2 separate regions of the Mus musculus genome follow, and region 2 is linked to region 1. A link is a loop called in an ENCODE intact Hi-C map of the cell type or tissue named here. Cell type or tissue: left cerebral cortex. All regions are shown on one strand.

Region 1 (8,000 bases):
AGGAGGAAGAGACGGGCTCCAGTCAGCCACCGCATGCTTTTAAGTAAAAGATAAAATTATTATTCCTTCCTTTGAGGTTGAAGTGAAGATAGCTTGAAAAGGGATTTTATTTACTGCGAGTCATACCGCCCGCCCACCAGAAAGAGAGAAAGAAGAGAGGAAGAAAGAAAGAAAGAAAGAAAGAAAGAAAGAAAGAAAGAAAGAAAGGGAAGGCGCAGACAGGAAGGAAGGAAGGAAGGAAGGAAGGAAGGAAGGAAGAGAAAAAAAAGAAATAAAAAAGAAAAACATTGCCAGGAGTTTTGGGGTCCTTCTTACTTAAAAAAAAAATCCTGAAATACCCAGACATCATTCAGGGGTCCTAGCATGTTGTCCCTAACTCAGCGGGACAATACGGGGCCTGAGGTGGCAGAAGCTTTCCTGTGAGAGGTGTGATGGAGCTTCAAATGATTTGGAGATAGTCTCTTCTCACCCAACTCGCGGCGACTGCCCGCCGAGGCTTTCCGCATTTGCCTTTAGGGAGGGCACCCTTTATGGTGAGGCCACGCAGCGGCTGCCTAGCCTCAGGTGCCTCTTACTGAGTTCTACACTGGAGCCAGCTCCGTCCTGCTGTGGGCTGCGCCCTTCTCTGGCAGCCAGCTTATTGAGAGGGTGAGCAGTCTGTGCTCAGGGTCCCTTGATTCTGGAGCCACAGGGCAGAGCAAAGCCAAGGCCAAGCCTGAGAGTTTGAATTCCTAATGTGCCCCGCCTTCGTTCTGCCCCAAAGGCAACAAGGGAACCCAGGTCCGCGCAACACCAGAAGCGTTTGGGCTGCTTTCGGCTTTGTTTGCTTTAAAACGTAGGTGCAGCGTTTCACCCCAAGATCAGAGAAGCCTCTTACCTCCTGAATACGATCCTTTTCTAAGTTCTTGGGGTTGTGTGTGTGTGTGTGTGTGTGTTCTACTTTTTATTTTATTTTAAAAGAGAGAGCGGAACAGTGGAGAAAGGTTATCTAAGCTGGCGGTGGTTAAAAAAAGAAGTCTCTGGTTGCCTGTGATCTGGGTTTGCTGCCCTCCAGGGTTCTTGCCCCTGGAGAGCTTGGTTAAGTAGCCAAAGGGACATCCCGCGCCAGTCCTTGGCAAAGCCCGGGTCCTGTGGATCTCATTTCCACCCAGCATGAGAACACGCTTGTTTTATGAACAAAGTGGATTGCCTACCAGATCGATACACTGAAGTGTTTTGTTGTTGTTGTTGTCGTTGTTGTTGCTGTTGTTGTTGTTGTTGTTTTTAAAGAGAGTCAGGCCAGCTCTAAACACTGCAGGACTTAACGCCCAGACCTCATTCTGTGTGGAATCTCTCCGGCCTGTTTCGGAAGAGCTCTGGGACTCTTGGCCAGCCAGTGGCTGCCCTACTCTACCCGGATGCCCACTAGGGACTCGGTTCCTCCTCTACCTACGCTGCCCAGGGCAAGGCAGGATCCGCTTTCCAACTCTGCTCATTCCCTTATATTTTCTGCTTCCTGCCCATTTTCTAACGCAAGCGCCCATCCAGAACTCCAGGAGAAACCCCTGCAAATTCAGGGCGCAAAATCTTTCTTTCAAAGCCCAATTGAGTACCTCCCTTCTTCGCAGCGGGAGACCAAGAGCCTGGGAGCCTTATAGGTAGGTGGCCCCGCTCCGAACACCCTATACAGCCCCCCATCTGCATCTCTGCTCAAATGTTTTACAGTGTGCTTAGAGCTTCTTTTTATCCCTCTAGCGTGGGTTTGACCACCTGAGAGTAGCAGCCGCTCCCAGATATCCGACCAGTCTTCTAAACTTCCAGAATGCCAAGTTTCCTGGCTCGAATATGCAACTTGAGGGCCTTTGGTGGTCTCTGGATTGGATTGCAACGGGGGGGGGGGGGGTGGCAAATTTTCTTCTGCTTTGCACATGGGACCTGTCAGGCAGCCTCTAAGTTTAGCCTCTGCACTCCAACCCTAGAGTGTCTCCCTTGACCAGGACAAGGTTCAAATGTTCAAAGATTTGAATTTAGGAAACCTATCAGGGCAATATCTGCACGTTTCTTTTTCTGTCCACCTTCGTACATTATTGTGTTAAAAAAACAGACCTCCCCCCTCCCCCTCCACATGTCTCCTCTTCCATACTTCTCAACACGTAATGTGTGCACTGCAGGGACACACACTGAAATCTCCTTTCTCATGGTCATGGTTTGGGGCTCAAGAAGACTAAATTCTAATTCACAATATTTCTTAAAACAAAACAAACAAAAAACAAAAACCTGTTTCCAACAGTCAGAGTTAAAACAGCCAAAGCAATGTTAAATCAGTTCCCTTTTTCTTCCTAAAGTTTGCCCAATCATATATAGTAATTGTTTTTTCTGGTTCTCACTTTTGCTTCTTTGCAGATTTGTTGTGGTTGTTGTTCCCAGGGTGGTGTCTGAATGCTCCCCTGGCTGCATACCCAGCCCCTTGCTTCTCCTTTTAGAGTTTCTTAGGTTGTTCTAGTCACATATAAGTCATAGTATCCGGATTCTCTTATTGTTTCCCCCTGATGGGCCAATCATTGGGATAATTGATTTATTTGATCCAGGAAGTGCTGATATCTTGGGGAGCAAAATTTGAGTGAGCTTTTACTTTTAAAGAGACAGCCGGGCCAATCTTTTAAGGATGGGGAGGGGTGCCTGTGTTTAAGTGTATATTCATGCAATAATGCCTGTAGATGCTGATTTGTATAGAGTTGACAATATTGACAATTTGTCTAATATCAAAGTGGATGTTGATCTTAGAGTGTGAACTAAATGAAGTATTATCCCATGGAGGGGAAATGAGAAGCAAAACTCTAAGCGTGTAGTAGTCAGTCATTAATTATGAAATCTAAAGCTCTTTTGAACATACGATGCTTGCTAGAAGTGAACTCTTCAGGGTGGTTTTATTTTTGTTGTTTGCTTTGGTTGTTTTGTTTTTGTTTGTTTGTTGTTTCAGTCTTTTATTGGAAATAAGAACTCAAATTCTTGTTGACTAAACGGAAGTTTTAGGACTAGGATGTAGTTTCCTTTCTTTCTTTCTTTCTTTCTTTCTTTCTTTCTCTCTCTCTCTGTTTTTACGACTTTGTCATCCACAGGATCACAGTCATGTCAGAATATCTGGAGAGAGACAGAGACAGACAGGCAGACAGATAGATAAACACAGAGAGCAGGGGGGAGTGGGACAGACAGACAGACAGACAGAGAAAACGGAGAGAAGCCCTACAACCATGACCATCTTTGCATCAAAATTTTCCAGACCTCTATTTTTTACTGTGATCCCACTGATCTGAGTTTGAAATGCGAGCGCAGTGAAGCCCCTAAGCCTTCAATCCTGTGAAATTTTCAAAAGATCTCTAGAAGCAATCTCAAGCTGCCTGACCCCTGACAGGCACCGATCTCTTTATTCCTCCGGCTGCCAGCACTTCATTTGTTGGAATATCTTTCAGATTTGCACCTCCAGATGACAAACCTGAGTGTTTATTATGTGAACATGAATCGGAAATCTCCAAGCCCGTACAAAAGCACCATCTTAAACATAATATTTAATTTCTCAGCCTAAGTGCCAGCTTCTTTATTTGCTTTTCATTAGCTTAAATATTTTTCCAGGTCTCCCCTGTGTCACTTTGATATTTAGATGATTTTCTTCTTCTTTTTTTTAATCATCAGTTTCCCCCTTGGAAAAAAATATCTATCTCCAGTGTCTGCAAGTGCCCGTACAATGTCACAGCGCCTCAGTCAGCCAGGACTCACTCTCTGACATCTAGCCCTGGGACATGGGACACTTCTCCAACAAGATGGGGGCTTAGTCTCTCTCTCTCTCTCTCTCTCTCTCTCTCTCTCACACACACACACACACACACACACACACACACACACACTCTCCTGTTTTTTAACCAGCAGTCAGTGCTGGCTGTAGACCAATGATGACCCTCCATTTGATTCCACTTTATTTTCCTCCTGGCCTTTTAGATTCCTTTTATTTTTATTTAAAACAAAACAAAATCTCAGAAAGTGCAGGGGGGCGGGGGAACATTCCATGGTTCAAACATGCCCAGTTTGGGGCCCGTGCATCCCTGAGTGTACTGAGTTTAAATTTTCTTTCCAAATCAGTGACTCCTGCCCTGGACATTCATTCAATCTTGCCCTGCTACAGTGGGGATAAAGGGTACTGAGGGGGAGTAGATGGGCATAATTCCTAAAATAGAACTGCTATATTTAAATGCTCTCTGCCAAATAAATATTCCACCTACAAGGCACTAGGGTGAAGACATTGGAGGCCCTTGTCTTGGTTTCAGCCTCTGACAGGAGTTTTAGAGCCCAACAGGTTGCCCTGTTGAATAAGTTGAGACAGAGACAAAACTGCGCCCAAGCAGACCCTGGGGATGAATCACCAATATGAAGCAGTCCCGGGTCCAGAGAAGGTGGGCTGACACCCCCTCTACGTGTTTGGATGCCGTGTTGCTATGATTAACTTATTAAACCCCCTCGTAATTATTTTAATTTGACTGAAAAAAATACTTTGGGCAGAGATAGGACGTGTTTGTATTTATCTCCCTCCATACCACACACACCCATAAAACCTGTGTTAAAACAAATGTTACTTTCCTCTCTCCGTACATGGGCCCTCCCTTTTTTGAAATAGACCAGAGGAACTGCCATTAGATCGAATGGCAAGTCTTTATGGAAAGTGTTTTGCATAATTACATACCAAAGCCAGAACAGTCACCTCCACATTTTATGGGTCACAAACCATCAACAATTGCCACATTATTGTCCACGAAACCTTCGTCCCTTCATTGATGGAGCGGACTCCACTGCCTAATCTAGAACGGGAGAGGATGGAAATTTCTTCTAATAAGAACCCAAGAAGATTATGTCCTCAGTGACGCCGTGTTTACATATAGTTATAAAGTTCAGAGAACCGAAGGGGAGAGGGAAGGAAATCGGACTAGGCCTGATTAAGAACACGCATCCGTGTAATATAGATAGCGCATCAAAGGAGGAGGCTGGATACCTCTCCCCTTTCAGTTTCGACCCCTTTTCTACCTTTGTGATGCTGTAATTAAGATATTCTTATTTAGACAGACAGCTTCTCTGGTAACTGAATAATATTAGCCCCTTTGATGTCAAACTTTTGACAGTTATCACACCAGCACTGGGCAATTTAGCACAAATGCCCTCCTTTAAAAAGAGAGAGAGAGAGAGAGAGATAGAAACCCCCAGTGTCTTTGAAGAAATCTAATAAGTGCGATCCTTATCACCAGGCGATTTAAATCGCCGACGACAGGCCACCTAGCTATGAATTACATTCGGTTATACATAATAAAGCTGAATTTGGGTTTCAGTTCATTGCTCGGCGGAAGAACCCTAACTGCATCACCTCTCTTCTGAATCCCAAAGTAGTTGCTCAGATGAGGAGAAAGCACCCAAGATTACCAGGCCAGGGCAAGGACGTTGAAGAGATGGGGACTAGTGAGTGCAAAGCCGAGCGCCCTTTCCCCAGTTCCGGGGAGTGGGGCAGGACCAGACACCCACTCTCCGGATGAGATGTCGCTGTTGCTTTCCTAGCCTGGCCGCCAAATTTGGGATTTGCCAGATGGTGGGATTATCTTCGCGTCTGTTATAGTGTGTGTGTGTGTGTGTGTGTGTGTGTGTGTGTGTGTGTGTGAGAGAGAGAGAGAGAGAGAGAGAGAGAGAGAGAGAGAGAGAGAGAGAGAAGAGAAGAGGAGAGATCGCGGGTGGAGGGTAGAGAATAACGTCAAGACAGAAATCTAGAGACTGAGCTGGCTCCTTGAAAATGCTCACTCGGTTACCCTTTACCCGCTTTGGGCCCTGCCACCTCCTGGACCCTCACTCGAGCCTTTGGCATCTCGGATTGGCCTCCCCCTCGGGCACAAACAACACCAGCGCCATCCGGGCCCCTCGGCGTCGGCTCCCTGCCTAAGTCTCAGGACCTGAAGCTTAGTGCCCAGATGCAAAGAGCAAGGAGTTGGGGGTGGGGGTGGGGTAGGAACAAGCCTCGTGGAGGAAGAGTGGGTGGGTAGGAGAGTTGTTAAGGGAAAGGAGCAAAGAGGGCGGAGTGGGAGGGGTGGAACGGGAATACTGACACCTGGAAGGCATTGTCTTTGCTAGAGACACCTGTCAATCTCTGCTCAGGGGTCTTGAGGCCAGGGGCGGGGAGGCCGCCGTTCTCCTTGGTGATGTCATCTAGGAGTCTCGTCCCTAAGGAGGGTGGGAATGGCTCCGAGGGCGCAGAGCCCAGAGGGCTTAGAGAAGCGTGGGGGAGGAAAAGAGAAAATAAACAGAAGTAGCTCTCTCGGCTGGCAATTTACATGGAAATCAATAATCCAACTTTAATGTTATTTTTAATCTTCCCTGACCGTCTTGCCTTTTCACTAGGGGAGAGGGGATGAGGTTACAACAGCCCATCCCTCTACCCACACAATCGCTGGGGAAGTCTTGTTATCTCAAATCCCGGTGCAACCAACCCTTCCCCCAGATCCACACCCCGCCCCCCTTTTCTGCGGGTCGTTCCAAACGCTGCCTTCAGGCTTGAGAAGGAAACACTTTGGGACGAGTTTTGAAAGTCTTCCGATACTGCACCGGGTGAAGGGGGAGTTAATTAACGCCAGGCATGCTCAGCGAGTGGGAGAGGGGGCCTCGGCGTGGGTGGGCGGGCCAGGTCGACTGCAGAGGTGCGCGCAGTGCGGGAGGCGCGGGATCTGGAGGCCCGAACTTGCGGGCCTTTGCTGGCAGGAGGTGATCGGAGGTGGCTCGGGCAGGGAGCGCGGAGATGCCCCCAAGGAGTCCCCCCGTTAATCCTGGGGAATTCTGATCTCCCACCTACTGGGCCCCCACTCCCAACCCACCGTGTGCTACAGAACTCTCATTCTTTTCGGCCGGAGCTAATTAGCAGCCTGCCAGCGGCCTGATTTATGGAAACGCTCGGGCGGGCGGAGACGCACCGCTAGCGGAGCTCTGGCTGCCTCCGGGCGGAGCGAAGGAGGAGTCTCCACCGACCTCCTCCGACGAATTTCCCTCCTCCCTGCCAGGGGGAAAAAAAGAAGAAGAAGAAGTTGCTGTTTCATCGCTTCGACCTGGCTGGTCCAGGAGCCTACCCCCTCGCCCTAACCACCTTAACCTAGGACGCGGGGATGTTTAGGTTCCTGTGGGCAAGGCAGGGACTGTGGCCCAGTAGCAGCATCCCGCAAGTGTTGAGGCCACCAGGTTCCAGCTCCGGCTAGAATCGGAGCCTTCCAGCCCTGGGATCTCAGCTCAAGGTCCCCAGTGAAGGGACGTCGGATCTAAAGGCTCTTAGGGAGCCGCAGTAGGACCAAATCAGATCTCTAGGCAGGAAGGAGAGATGGGCGACTGCAAAGGGACAGACTCAGATGTCTTTGTCTGGATCCTAGAGGCCGCCGCCGGCCGTGTTCCTTTCCACTTTCTAGTTATTTTCTTTTTGGTGTTCTCCAGTGAGGTCCTCTCTTCGGTTCAAGCGAGTGTCCAGCGAAAGGCCATTCATTATTAGAAGCATTTAGCCAGGCGTTTATCCAAAGAAACAGTGCAAACCTGATGTTTGCCTTCCTGGGTTGTTGTGGGTGACCCAGGAGGAAGGGGGAAGTAGATCCCCCCCTTTACCCCGCGGACCCCAGTAGCGAGGGTGGAAGGAGGGGCCGGTGAAGGACAGAGGAATCTCAGCATGGACCTGTTGCTGGCGCTTAAGCAGCCCTTCTGCTCCTCAGAAAAGCACTGTTTGCCAGTGTTTCTCCAAGATGCACCAGAGGGACGCGACCGTGAGAGCATCTGTGCCTGCTAGAAGCATTTGGAAGGGACAAAACAGGCAGACCCAGAGGCCAGAGGCTTAGGCAGCCTCTCTGGCTCAGGGTTGAACTGGAAACTGGGCAGCGCAGGTGTGAAAAGTGGTAGGGGCAGAAGTCTCTGGCAAGATTGCCCGGTTCCTTAAGCTCGTTTCTCTCTCAAACCCTATCCCAGCACTC
Region 2 (8,000 bases), 340 kb before region 1:
CACCTCTTTTCATTGACTGACCGAAAGTGATGCAGTGAAGAGGTGCAGCCAGTGGGATCTTCAAACAACTGTGGGGGTGACTTTATATAAAGCGTGGCAAAGGAACACAAGGTGGCTCTATCCAAACCAGGGAGCTCTGGGGCAGCCAGGTGCCCTATCTAGATCTTCTGTGGTCACAAATGGGTGCTCACAGAACAATGGTGGAGCTTTCAAAGAGCAAGGAAATTCAGCAACAAGGCCAGCATTGCTTTACATGAATAATACCACGGCAAGCTCTGCCACCCTTTTAGTCTTGATCTTAGAATGATTGCTGTATTAAAATGACTCCTTTCAATTCATGCAATGTCTTCCTAAGTAGCAGCAGCAGTTCAGCCACTGACTGCATGAGGGCACGTAATCTAGAATATTTTCAAATGATTTTAATAACAGGGTGCGTTCTATGTAGTCTTCGTTTTGAAAAGGCACCTCTAGGAACAATCCTTAATATCAAACAGGAGATTTTAAACCGAAACAAAATACATATCTGCAGAGTTGGATATTTGCTTAAAAAGTTACAATACCCCTTAGAGAAAATTATTGAGAATAACCTGTGCACGATGGGTTGGTTTTTTTTTTTTTTTTTTTTTTTTTTTTTTGGTTTTGGTTTTGTTTTGTTTTGCTTTTTTGTTTGTTTTTTTGTTGTTGTTGTTTTGTTTTGTTTTTTTGTTTTTTCCCTTCCTAAGGTACAGGCTCCACTCTGGTGAAGAATAAAGCGTTTCAATTATATTTATTTTTCTAAATCACAGATGCATTCATTGTTGCCGATGGTTTTTCCTTTCTCTTGATCAAAGAAAACCGAGCATCTCAAGGGCAAGGCCCATAAACACCCTTTCTATTTATATGTGAACTCCGCTGCATCTCGTGAGGGCTGTGATGCAGTCCAGGATCTTGCTAGAAGCCTAAAGCCATTTCCTGAGAGGCTCCCTTACAAGGCTCCAATGCCTCCATGACTTTCTGCATCAGCACTCCCATCTTTGGGGCACGAAGATTGATTTTCTTTCTCCCTGCAAGTGAAAGTCCAGAGTGTGTGCCCCCTGCCTACTACCCTGAGAGTAGACAATACAACCACCAGATCAACTTGAAAAACTCGTCCAGGGGGAGCCTTCCCGCCACCTCTGAGCTTCTCACTAGGTTAAGTGCTCCATATATCAATGAAGGCAAGCCCTGCCGGCCCTGGTTCCCACAACAGCTGCTTGCTGTGACTCCCTCCAGCTCTAGTTTTGATATGTTCTGCACCTCCTGTGCAGGGAGCCTGCCCATCAGTGGATGTACGAGCACTCTGAATCTCAGAATGGAGTCTCAAAATTGGGGCTGGAAATAACATCTTGATCTAAGACCACAATAAAAACATCAAAGCATGTGGGTGTGGAACTCATTAATGTAGCCATGCACACACACATGTGCTTAGGCACATCACTAGTGGTTGTTTTAAATCTCAAACTGGCTTAACACATATGTGCATTGCCTAAATTTAAAATGCTGGGTATTTGCTGTTTTGTTCTGGTTTTGTTTGTTTGTTTGCTTGCTTGCTTTTGTTTTCTTAGTACCAAGAAACAATTCCTTTTTAAGGCAGAATTGACTGTTTGAGGCAGAAAATTAGTTTTGAATTAAAATGGGGAAATGGAAAAGGCAAGATTTATCTTCAGTAAAATATCTGTCTACAAAATATTTGTTTTCTGTAACTCAAGAAACTCGATTTACCTGCATAGTAAACTGGGTACTAAGAAGGAGATAGAATTAGGTGAGAAGGTGAGGTGTATAATCTGAGGGTACACGAAGAAGATTGACAAAAGGCTTTGTTTTCTAGTACTGTACACAGTCTTATTTAAAGATTTTTTTTCCCTTTCTGTGACACAGACTATGTTTCTTAGTTAACAAAGATGTGATAACTATAACATGGCATACTTCCTAAGTTCAATGTTTTTATATACAAAACTGAATCTCAATCATTAGAACATTAATTGGTTGAATATGCAAGCAATTTTAATAACAAGTAGTCGATAGTTTTATTTAGAAAAGTTAGTTGTCATTTCTTTAACCTCTGCCTCTTGCAATTTTCTAGGAGAAGGTTGAAAATCCCACCACCTCCTTCTTTGAAAAAGAATTTAATAAGCAAATATTCAATTGGATCAAGGTATAAGATGATCAACATGACAATTAGACATTTATTACATTGTTAAAATACTTAAGGTTTAAAATTTCATATTATTAGAGTGTGACTTGTCTTTGGAAACCATCACTTATAATATCTAGGGGAAAATAAATTCTTCATTATTGGTAAAAGTGTTTTGTGGTGTTCACAAAATGAATTTAATATTTTGTCTCTTCGTAATATCTAATACTTTTTCATATAGATTGAGCAGTGAGATGTTAAGTCATACCATTTATCACACCAAATGCATAACATTCATTTGCATGCTGCTCATGGTAGAAGTATTTATCAATTAAATTTATTTGATAAATCAATTATAAAATTAAATTTAAAAAATAAATTTAGTGAAGGAAGGCTTTGCCACTGAAGACTTGGAGAATCTCTTCAATCTCAGGACATTTCAATGTTGAATTCCTATTGAAAGTTGTTATTGTTATATAGGACCACATAATCTCATAAGGGAAAGTGAGTGTGTTTATCTTTAATAATGAAAACCATGTCTCCTCTACTACTCTCATTAGCAAAATCCATGCAAGCAAACTACCAGAAGTAGTGCGGATTTAACGACATAGAATATTTTTGATGGTAGGGGTGGTTGGCAATGAAAAGACAGATTGAAATGATATGTCAAATATTAGTAGCCTTTTAAGACGTCATCGCCCGTGGCCCTTAACCTCTTACAGATGGCAAACAGGGGGCAGCACAAACGAAATTAAGAAGATAGTGTGTTGACAGGAGCAAGTGGGTTCCAGTTTTTATCCCCACAGACAACAGAATGACATCATCTCCTTTCAAAATGACACATTAATGAATTTAGCAACACCTGAACTTTTCTGACGACAGCACCTTTGACACTGGCAGGTTCTCCTGTGTCAGTAATGATAGGATTGTGTATCACCCTCCCTCTTCAGAGCTGATGGCAGAATTACCTTTTGGGCCCTAACAAGTTGACAGGGTCTCATTTTGTTCCCTCTTTTAATGACATCTTCTTTGCAGGTGAACTGGAGAAGTGATGACTTCTCCCCCCCCCCTTTTTTTGTCTTGGAGGATTCCTAAATGTCACTGAGAGACCTAAGACGTCTCAATCTCACTTAAGGCAAACGGGAAGCCCAGGGTTTTTAAAGGTGAAATGGAGCTTGCTAATGAAGAAACATCACTCTCTGTGGGGCGTGCTCCTTGTTAGTTCAGTGTAGGTGAGTGTCGCAGGTTAGCTGTCCAACCTGACCCAGGGTGTGAGTGCACATGTCATCTTTTATTTATCAAGGTTTAAAAAAAAATAAAGAAGAAGAAAGAAAGAAAAGAAAGAAAGAAAACAACCTAATTGAATGATTGGGTGATAAAAACAATAAACTCTTCTGCATTTTGGCTCCAAAGAGAAAGGGTAATGAGCTCTTGTCTCAGAAACTCATCCTGGTGGAGTTCTCGTTATGATACAGTTCAAACGTGTCAACTGAAACATGTGAACGGTAAATACAACTCCCCATTGATGGGAACCAGGAACCTAAGTTTGATGTTTATTTTCATTTCCCAACCTCTTTATACAATCCATGAGTGTGGCAGTCCTTCCGTTGTTAGACATTTGGTTCAGTCCTGTTTCCTTTTCATAATAAATATGCAAGATGTGTAATGTTGTGATTACCATTCACTTACAAAATATTGTGAAATCCAAAGGAGTGCGACAGATTCCTCCTAAACATCAGAAACTTAGCAAAGTTTCTCCCCATGTTTCAAAAATCCCATAGGCTAGTCTCTGCCTGCTAGACTATTTTTTTCTTTAAGGTTTTTCTCCTGATATTACCCATCCAGCTGATTACCATCTGGGAAAAAAATATTAAAAACGGAAAGTCCAATTCAGGAAGTGACATAAAATCCATTATGGCTGAATAAGACAAAGCTCACCCACAAAATCAAACCTAAATCAAGGTTCAAGGGACAGAACAGAAAGGGTTAAGGAATCATTATCAGCTCTCAGCTCACAGACACTTTCAAATGACCAAGAAACACTGAAGGCAATATCCCAAATTATTAACTAATAATGTGTTCAACACAGCAAAGCTCATTAGCACACTAGACCTGGCCTGTGACAATGTGTTCCTTTGCATTTCTTGTTTACCTGAAAATCTCTAATTGCCACCACAGAAACTTCAACAGTCCAGTGGATCTGTTTGAAAATGCACAAGCTAGCAAGGCGAACCTGGCAGTCTCTGTACAGTAGCAGCAGCGTGTTCTCCCTCTTCCTACCAGTTAGAATTTTGTTACCAGGGCTGGTGAGGGTTACCTCATTCTCACCAAGTGGAAATTACTCCCTGAAAGAAGAGCATGGTTTCTGAATGAAAGCATTCCCATGAATTGTGGCCTCTAAGGCCGTTTTGGAGGAAACATGAAATTACACTGGATTCTAACAGGTAACAATAATGACTTTTTCACCTGCCAACAGCTAACTTAAAATTCCCACACATGTGGGCCATTTCTACTTGGTGCGTTCTTTGAATTTCAGCGGCTTTGCTTTTCAGTGCCTGGTTTCTCCCATGCCTCCTTTGTGTCGGAGGCTCACACTGGGTTCTCCTTCTTTGGTGCTGGGCTTTCTTTTCACAGTGACATTTCAACATAAACAGTCAATATTCATTACCTCAAAGGAGACTTCCCTCCTATTGCTGACCAATTAAATACCAGCTGAGACGGGCAGACAAAGGTAAGGGAGCTGGAACACAAGACAGGCTCAGGGCTTCCTCCCTGCTCCCTTCAAGGATGAAAAAAAAAATGTAATCAAAACAAAGAGAGCTGGGGATTTAGGGACTATCTGTGTCCGAGAGGCACGGTGCCGTTGGATATTATGTCTCCTTATCTTTTCATCTGGCATACTGCAGAGAGCGGGGATTTTGCATTATTTTTGTTGTTGTTTTTAATAATTCACCACCATGCATTTTTGAGGTTTCGCCGAGAAGGACAATCAGCCCTTAATTAGTTCCTGACTGAAGATGGCCATATTGGCTTAGGCTGTTTCGTCGGTTGCTGGTGGACCTGACCTTTATTTTCTTACTCCGCTGCCTAATTTGATTTAGCTTGATTTCTGTATTTCTCCACCACACAGGAGCGGCTCAGGAGGCGCCACTTAGAACATCTGTTGAGACAGAGCCCTTTCGGATGAACTCACCACGTCCCGGGAATTGCTGGGAATGGCTGTGAGGCTCCTCAACTGAGTCCTCTGAACTGTGCCTTCACTTCAGGGAAGGAAGTGGGGGAAGAGTATTCTCGTAGATCCCCTTGAATCATTAAACAGCTCAACTTCCTTCTCGCCCCCAGGCACCCCTCCCCCTATGCACTCACTCTCTCCAGGATGCACAGAGAATGCCCGGCACTTCTGGAACCATTTTCTTCAGAAACCTGGATAGCAGTATTGTTGTGTTTAAATTCTGCACATTTCAAACTCTCTCTCTCTTACATACACACAATCTGGAACGACTGATTCGCTCCAAGTTGTGAGACTTTCCCTCCTCACACATGAATTGTGCAGCAAAGTAGGCATTCCAGGTTTCCGGGTATTCCTCTGTGAAATCTTCCAATAATTCTATTCACCTACACAGAATATTCTCTGCATTGTAAGAGAGTCACATCACACACATTTGTTGTTATTATTGTTCTTCTTCTTCTTTTGAGCTATAGCCTGGATACAAAGGACTGTAACTCCAACTGCTATTAAGAGTATCTTCCCCCAAATCAACATTTTCTTTAGTGGGGACCTGAAAGAGAATGACTCCATATCCAGGAAGCCCTCAGGGCCTGTTCATCTTCATTAGCCTGCATACCCTTTCCTAGCTTCCTCAAGATGCCAAAAGCACTTGCAATGTCCCTAAAACAAACAAAAGTCACTGAGATTCCTACTCCTTGTCCATTAAAAAATGAAAAACAGTGATCAATACTCAAAGCAATGGCCAGTTCAAACTGTGTGTGTCATATTCATTAGCTGCTCCACCAAAGTGATATCCCAGTTTAATTTTCTGAGAGCCCCTCATGAATTATTACTTTGCTTTGTCTCATGCAAATGAAGGCACAGTGAATCCAAGGTGGTAAACTTTTATTTACCTGGATATCTTTACTTATGTAAAGAAAAAGGAGATTTAGTTCATAGTAAATGTGTTTTCCCTCTCCCCCGCCCCCCATATTAGATTAGGTGAATTTAGTCAAGAGAGAACTGTATTTTCTATTTGTGCTTCTAGCAGCTAGAGGGCACAAAAGAATGCTTTTACTTTGCCTTGTCTTTTTTTTTTCCCCCTCCCCACTGAATGGAACTATGCAGACTCAGAAATAAACAATGAAAGAGAGGCTGGTGGTTTTATTGCACCTGCCTTATGTAGATGCCATAAAAAAAAAAAAAATCCCTTCCAATAGGATTACAAATTCCGGAGGAGAATGGTCTCTGAGTGTGGCCTTGGAGAACTACATCTTCCTAAAATAAAGAGTAAATCCCAAAGAAGGAGAGCCTCAAAGTGGGGTGAAACAAGTTTGGACCATCATGATGTTTCCAAACTATTTTGTAAAGCTCTTTGTTCAAATGCAATATAAACACATGTTTAACCTTTATCATTCCAGCATCTTAAATATTAATGTCGGTTGTGCTTCCGCATTAACAACATCTATTATTTTTGCGCTAATAAGAGGCTTACAAGAATAAACATGAAAGGCTTGGAGCAACCTCCCTGTCAATTAAGAAAGTCAGCAGTACTTCAAGTGCACACTTCCAGCAGATCCCAGCAACTGGAATCAGACCGAAATGCATGCTTCCAGCTATGAGCAAGGCCCCACCCCATCACTATAAATGTCTTAAATCATCTCCTGCCCACTGGTACACACCCCCATCTTGTAAAAAGCCAGCTACTGAGGACTCGATGGTAAAAGGCATTCTTTTTTGGACCATTTATTTGTAAAGCATAATAGTTTGGCATTTTTCTGCAAGACACACTAATAAACCTCGGGAGGAGTCACATCTGTTGCTGAAGAACAAAATGGGTTGGGCCTCAATAGCATAATATATATAAACACTTTTTCCCCCTAATGAACTGTACCACCCCCTTAGGCATAAATGAGTTGGATCTGGATAGAGTACCATTTGCCAAATTGTAAATTGCCTACATTTATTTTGGGAGTGCACTAAACAGAGTGCTAATTGCCTTGTTTAGCACTTTCCTTTCTTTCATTTGCACTGGTGTAAAATCTTAGTAAATTAACTCAAGGCTTTTATTATGTAGGTAGCATTTGAACAACCAAGAATTAGTGAGGAGGCAGCATGAAAGGACGGATAAAAGAGGAGTTGGCTCTACCCAGAATGCCATTTATATGTCCCTTGAATTAAAAGGATGGAATTAACTTTTAATCCTTGGGCTTTTTAAATTGCCGATGTTAACACGGAATGTATTACGCAGCCATTTTATTCAAATTTGCTCACTTAAAATGGGTAGGATGTTAACAACCATGATCGTATGGGGAAAGTGCAGCTAGCTGTATTCATATACACAAGTGTATATATTAAGATTCATTCCAAATAGCAATTTATGTAGTTGCAGTCAATTGCATAGTCAAGATTCCAGCTTATTGTCAAAGACAAAACACTCCAAAGTCATTACCGTCCACCACTCTGCAGAATCCTATGTGAAATGAGTTGAGAGCCTGGTTGCCACTCCTAATGGACAGGTGTGCACTTCAGAAAAGCCATCTCTGACTTAGTGGCACACAGAATATAGTGTGCCATGGATGCTTGACTATGTGGGATGGTACCAAGCAGCCAAAGGCTAAAGGTCACATGTTCTTACAG

Evidence for each region. Hi-C counts contacts between places; a loop is a spot of excess contacts. Peaks named below come from ENCODE experiments on the same cell type or tissue, not always from the same donor. Only the 100,000 strongest peaks of a DNase experiment are listed, where the experiment ranks them.
Region 2: it touches region 1 in a loop (5-fold over the local background); 6 of 42 quality-filtered maps call a loop at or near these places.

Annotation. Positions count from the first base shown.
Region 1 is chr7:70,324,917-70,332,916 of GRCm38, forward strand. All of the region lies in intron 1 of Gm29683 (predicted gene, 29683), which reads right to left. Among named protein-coding and RNA genes, the nearest start is that of Gm29683, 8.9 kb to the right of the region's middle. In left cerebral cortex, no CTCF peak of the experiment used is centred here; a DNase peak (open chromatin) is centred at 3,434; H3K4me3 peaks cover 976 bases.
Region 2 is chr7:69,987,739-69,995,738 of GRCm38, forward strand. No RefSeq gene overlaps it. Among named protein-coding and RNA genes, the nearest start is that of Gm24120, 34 kb to the left of the region's middle. In left cerebral cortex, no CTCF peak of the experiment used is centred here; DNase peaks (open chromatin) are centred at 1,204, 4,741 and 5,366.